2 separate regions of the Homo sapiens genome follow, and region 2 is linked to region 1. Evidence: read pairs that join two places in POLR2A ChIA-PET (ENCODE). Cell type or tissue: CD4-positive, alpha-beta T cell. All regions are shown on one strand. Each heading gives the region's core, and the rest is flanking DNA. Links, peaks and the distances in the headings are about the cores only.

Region 1 (2,921 bases), core at 232-2,731:
AAAGGGACTCACTGAGGATGAGAAATGAGTATTTACTAAGCATGGCTATTTTTAGGCATTAAACTTACTTCATTTCCTTGTTAGTGCCTCCTTTCATTATTATTATTTTTTGCTTTCCGAGACTAGACAATGTTTAACAGAAGAATCCCAACCAGCTTCTGTGCCTTCATTCAGTTTGGTGGAAACCAATTTACCTGATGCAAACTAATTTAATCTATAACTGCTTGGGGGCTCACTTCAGCTGTAAACAAGTAGACCTGGAGATTAAGCATGGTTCCTTTAAGAATCAAGGAAGAACTAATGCACACTCCCACCAACAGTGTAAAAGCATTCCTATTTCTCCACATCTTCTCCAGCATCTGTTGTTTCCTGATTTTTTAATGATCACCATTATAACTGGCGTGAAATGGTATCTAATTGTGGTTTTGATTTACATTTCTCTAATGACCAGTGATGATGAGCTTTTTTTCATAGGTTTATTGGCCACATAAATGTCCTCCTTTGAGATGTGTCTGTTCATATCCTTCGCCTGCTTTTTGATGGGGTTGTTTGTTTTTCTCTTGTAAATCTGTTTAAATTCCTTGTAGATTTTGGATATTAGCTCTTTGTCAGATGGATAGATTGCAAAAATTTTCTCCCATTCTGTAGGGTGCCTGTTCAACCATTGTGGAAGACAGTATGATGATTCCTCAAGGACCTAGAACCAGAAATACCATTTGACACAGCTATCCCATTACTGGGTATATACCCAAAGGATTATAAATCATTCTACTATAAAGACACATGCACACGTATGTTTATTGCAGCACTATTCACAATAGCAAAGACTTGGAACCAACCCAAATGCCCATCAATGATAGACTGGATAAAGAAAATGTGGCACATATACACCATGGAATACTATGTAGCCACAAAAAGGATGAGTTCATGTCCTTTGCAGGGACATGGATGAAGCTGGAAACCATCATTCTCAGCCAACTAATACAGGAACAGAAAACCAAACACTGCATGTTCTCACTCATAATTGGGAGTTGAACAATGAGAACACATGGACACAGGGAGGGGAACATCACACACTGGGGCCTGACATTGGGTGGGGGTTCCAGGGGAGGGATAGCATTAGGAGAAATACCTAATGTAGATGGCAGGTTGATGGGTGCAACAAACCACCACGGCACTTGTATACCTATGTAACAAACCTGCACATTCTGCACAGGTATCCCAGAACTTAAAATACAATAATAAAAAAAAAGAATATAGGAAGAGTGCCAGGGTTACTTTGGCACTCTTCCTATATTGGTATGTTGTTATCAACCCAGAGTGAGCTTTCTTTTCATTAATAAGGTGAAAATAAAGAGGTGTATCAGTTCTGCACTGCTCCTTTCTCAGGCAGGGTTTTCTTAACTCTTCATAGAACAGAAACGTTCTCTCTTGAAGATTGAAGACAAAGGTAAACACTTGCCTGGGAAATATGGTTTTTGACTCTAGCTTTGAGGTTCATGCTGTACTCAGAACATCCTGTTCTTCTCAACTGACTGTGATGTGGTAGATAGCAGTCCCTCCCGGGCTGTTAACAGCTGAGCTCATTTTTCATAGATGCTGCTCAGTGAGGCTGAGGAAATGGGCCACTGCTGCTTCCTCCTTTGTCACTCTTACCATTAAGGATGGGTACTCCCGGTTTCTTTGAGAAGGCACTTGCCATCTTCTCTTAAATTAGATCTTTAATTCCTTTGAGATATTTGGCAAACTTAGATAGTACTGGAAGCTTAGTGAGTGGAAAAGAAATCTCAAAAAATCATTTGTTTAGCATAGGAGAAAGCTACTCTGTTGAACCCTGCTGTGATAGAGTTAGGAAACGAAGAGTGGCTTCTGGGAAAAGGTGTAATAAAGCCTGATACTGAGAAAAGACAGCATTAGTAAAGTCATCCAGCTTTTTAGGAACTGGAATTTCTGACTTCTCAATGACCCCTTCAGTAAGAGCTGGAGAAGTGGCTTTTTGTGCAACAGATATGTTAACTTCCGAATAAACCTGTGTTTAGTAATCACATCTATCACAAACACACAAATGTAATAAGAAAAAAAGTTTCATTTCTGTGGTCAGGAACCTGATGCAAAATTATTCCATTGCATTTGGAGATTATAAAGGCATAAGTGGAATAGGGGTGGCTTCTGCTGGTCACCAGCAAAGGAAGCTGTTTCCCTTCTGCCTCCTCTGCTGTGTTGCAAAGTGTCTGCTTTGTCATCCAGGAGATGGACAACAGTGGTGTCTGTTTTTTGGATGGCATTTGTTAGAGAGCATAAGGTATGTCCTGTGACTCTGCTTCTCACTGGGCAGTTCCAAAACTTGCCTTAGCATTGGAATAATGAAACTGCTTTAATAAGAACAGTGAGATCCTTTGTCAAACCCAGACCGGTTGAAAAGAAACACATAAGAATAAGGCCTGTCCATCTATAATTTTACACAGGTTATTCATACTATAATTAACCAGGGAGTCACTACTCTTGTCTTGCCTCATTGGGCTGGATAAATTAATCAATCAAATTAGCAACTTTTGCCACGCATTCATTAGGATGTGTAGACATGACTCCAGGGCAGGCCAGTCTTCAACTAGGAGCAGTGGGTAGGGAATGGAAGGTGACAATTAGAAGGATATGCCAAGGCTGAGCCAATGTAAGGAGCATTGAGGCATCATATAGGAAAGCCCAATATAAGATGAAAAGGATTCCTGGGATGTTCGTCTGCATGGATTTTAAAGACTGGGTTGTTAAAAGAACAGAGAGTGGCAAAGCCCACTTTGCTTCATTCAAGTTAATCAACATATCTCATTTCCATCTGGCCATAATGCTCACCATTTTTATGGTAATCATCATGGTCAGCAATCAGAGATGTGTGTTAAAACCCCATTCCTTCCAAACAGAGA
Region 2 (2,921 bases), core at 99-2,598, 74 kb before region 1:
TATTCGCTGGCCCTTTGCAGAAAAAGTTCCATCCCTGCTTTGAGCTTTTTGCCTGGCTTAAACCATCCTTTTTGACCATTTCTGAAGTCTGAGGATAAGTTGAGATGGGTGAGAAACTGTCCATAATCCCAAGGTTTCCATCACCTTTGTCTGAAAAACGTTGTCAGTGCTACCATTTCCTCTACACTTTCCCCTCTTTTTAGTTTAAAATGGAACGAATTTTTGAAGTTCTTTCTAAAGCTTCCTTTCTGTACTTGGCCTCTCCACAGTCAAATCCTATGCAGACCTTCAAACAAATACTTCAGGTTTAAAATGTTCCAGGGATGTCTGTGCACCCTGAGTGCAAATTTGAGGGGAAAGGAGGGGATCTGATAAAACTTCTTATTAAGATATTTTCACATTCCAGACTCCCTCTGCCAATCCACAGTGTTGGGTTGGCAGCCCAAGGTTGCAAGCTTGTCTGAGCCAACGGAAATGAATCTGTCCATCCCCAAGCAGGTGCCCGGTTTTCTGCCCTTAGCTCTCTGCCTTTGTTAATTTCAACAGCATATTTCTCAAAAGAAGTTGCTGACCACTTTTTTACTTCCTCTTCATCCTATTTATCAGAGGTTACTGGGAGTGTGGTCGTATGACTTTCTACTGACTCCACTGTATCTTACGGTGCTGGGACCTTCTTTTTGAACTCCAGCTTTTGCAAGATTGTTGGCCACAGCTATTCTGCATCTATTAAGTATGGAATCTTTCTTCGTCAAAAGTTAACAGCAGTGGCTCTGTGTAGTGGATTGTGGGTGACTGTTTTTCTCTTCGTACTTTTCTATGTCTTCTAAGGGAAACATGTATTTCTTTTATATCAAAGAGAAGAAAGTTTAAAAAAAGGTTCTAAAAGTACTGGTGTAGCAGTAATCTCTACTTACTAATCAGTGTCTACATTGCTTCTTTCCTTTGCTTACTGAAGAGTGCCCAGACATGTGCAGATAGTATTTCAATCAATGAAACCAGATAGATCAATTCTGTCTAATAAGACCCTATTAAAAAACATTAGGTGTATGTGAGAAAGTATCTAAGAGTGTTTTGTATTTGCATTAAAAGAAACCTGGACTTCTGGTTTGTGGTCCAGCATGTAAGGACAAGTAAAAAGCTGAACAATGGCTGGGCGCAGTGGCTCACACCTATAATCCCAGCACTTTGGGAGGCCAAGGCGGGTGGATCATTTGAGGTCAGGAGTTCAAAACCAGCCAAGCCAACATGGTGAAATCCCATCTTTACAAAAAATACAAAAAATTAGCTGTGTGTAGTGGTGTATACCTGTAATCCCAGCTACTTGAGAGGCTGAGGCAGGAGAATTGCTTGAATCTAGGAGGTGGAGTTTGCAGTGAGCCGAGATCATGCCACCGCACTACAGCTTGGGTGACAGAGCGAGACTCTGTCTCAGTAAAAAAGAAAACAAACAAAAAAGCTGAACAAACAAACAAAAAACCAACAAAACAAAAAACCCAAAAAGCTGGAATGGTACTTATTGAATTGTCAATAGTAGTTATCTCGAAGTAGATTCTAGGGTCATGAGTACTTTTACTTTATGCTAAATTTGTTGGTTTATTTTGAATTTTAATTGTGATTATGTGTTACATTTGTAATGATAAAAATATTTGAAAGTAATTTAAGAATCCCAATCTCACATATATTTCCAAAGATCTTTGAATATCCAGTGGTCCCACCTACATCTGTTATTAATTAACCCCTTACTTCCACCCTCTCTTACAGCAAGAAACCCTGACGCTTAGCCCTAATATTCCCCACCATGGAAAATTTGGAAAATGTTAGTATGAGAGCTGATCTGGGTTGGGTAAAGCTGTTAAACTTTCTTTATGGCTTTTGCTTTTTGGGTTATGCATAGAAAGGCTTTTTCTACTCCAAGGTTATTTTGAAAAAAATCTGCTTTTATTTTGTCTCGAATATTTTGTTATTTAGGATTATTGTACTGTACAATTTCTAATCCACCTGGAATTTATTTGTGTATAAACTGTAAGGTAATAATCAGATACAGGATTTTTGACCTTACTATTCTGTAATCAACACAAATTAAAGTTGACATTTACAAGTGCACATGGTAAAAATAAATTATTAATTAGTTACATCCAGAATAAAATATTTTTGACAAATTTTTATCTGTAATATTTGACTTCATAGAAACAATGGTAGTAGAAGAAAACTCCCTTTATGGCTTTGGCTTTGGGTTATGGATAGAAAGGTTTTTTTCTACTCTAAGATTATAAAAATAAAAAAAATCTACTTTTTTTTTTTGGCGGGGGGGGGATGGAGTCTTGCTCTGTTGCCCAGGCTGGAGTGCAGTGGCATGATCTCGGCTCACTGCAAGCTCCATGTCCTGGGTTCACGCCATTCTCCCATCTCAGCCTCCCAAGTAGCTGGGACTACAGGCGCCCGCCACCATGCCCGGCTAATTTTTTGTATGTTTTAGTAGAGATGGGGTTTCACCGTGTTAGCCAGGATGGTCTCAATCTCCTGACCTCGTGATCTGCCCTCCTTGGCCTCCCAAAGTGCTGGGATTACAGGTGTGAGCCACCGTACCCAGCCTCTATTTTTTTCTAATACTAGTTTTTCCCTAAGAGCAGCAAAAGTTTTAACTGAAAGATTTGTTCAAAAAAATACAATTTGCTGCAAGCCATTAGAAGATTTAAATGAAAATAAATTTTGGTCTTAATGAAAATAATTTTAATAAGATAAAAATAGAAATGGGGAAAAAGAAAAACAAACAAAAATTAGAAATGGTGATAATTAGAAATGTTTTAATTATGCTATATGGCAAATTGATTAAGAAAAAATAAAATTGATTTAATCCCCAAAAAAATTCTCATGGAAAATTCATCAGTGTTGGTAAATTATTATTTTAAAAAATTGTATTA

Evidence for each region. Peaks named below come from ENCODE experiments on the same cell type or tissue, not always from the same donor. Only the 100,000 strongest peaks of a DNase experiment are listed, where the experiment ranks them.
Region 2: POLR2A ChIA-PET joins it to region 1 with 10 read pairs; 8 of 35 experiments call an interaction of 5 or more read pairs at or near these places.

Annotation. Positions count from the first base shown.
Region 1 is chr12:92,029,441-92,032,361 of GRCh38, reverse strand. The region is part of intron 1 of LINC01619 (long intergenic non-protein coding RNA 1619); the gene reads left to right. Among named protein-coding and RNA genes, the nearest start is that of LINC01619, 110 kb to the left of the region's middle. In CD4-positive, alpha-beta T cell, for the core only: no CTCF peak of the experiment used is centred there; a DNase peak (open chromatin) is centred at 1,541; H3K4me3 peaks cover 787 bases; H3K27ac peaks cover 2,049 bases.
Region 2 is chr12:92,103,513-92,106,433 of GRCh38, reverse strand. All of the region lies in intron 1 of LINC01619 (long intergenic non-protein coding RNA 1619), which reads left to right. Among named protein-coding and RNA genes, the nearest start is that of LINC01619, 38 kb to the left of the region's middle. In CD4-positive, alpha-beta T cell, for the core only: no CTCF peak of the experiment used is centred there; no DNase peak of the experiment used is centred there.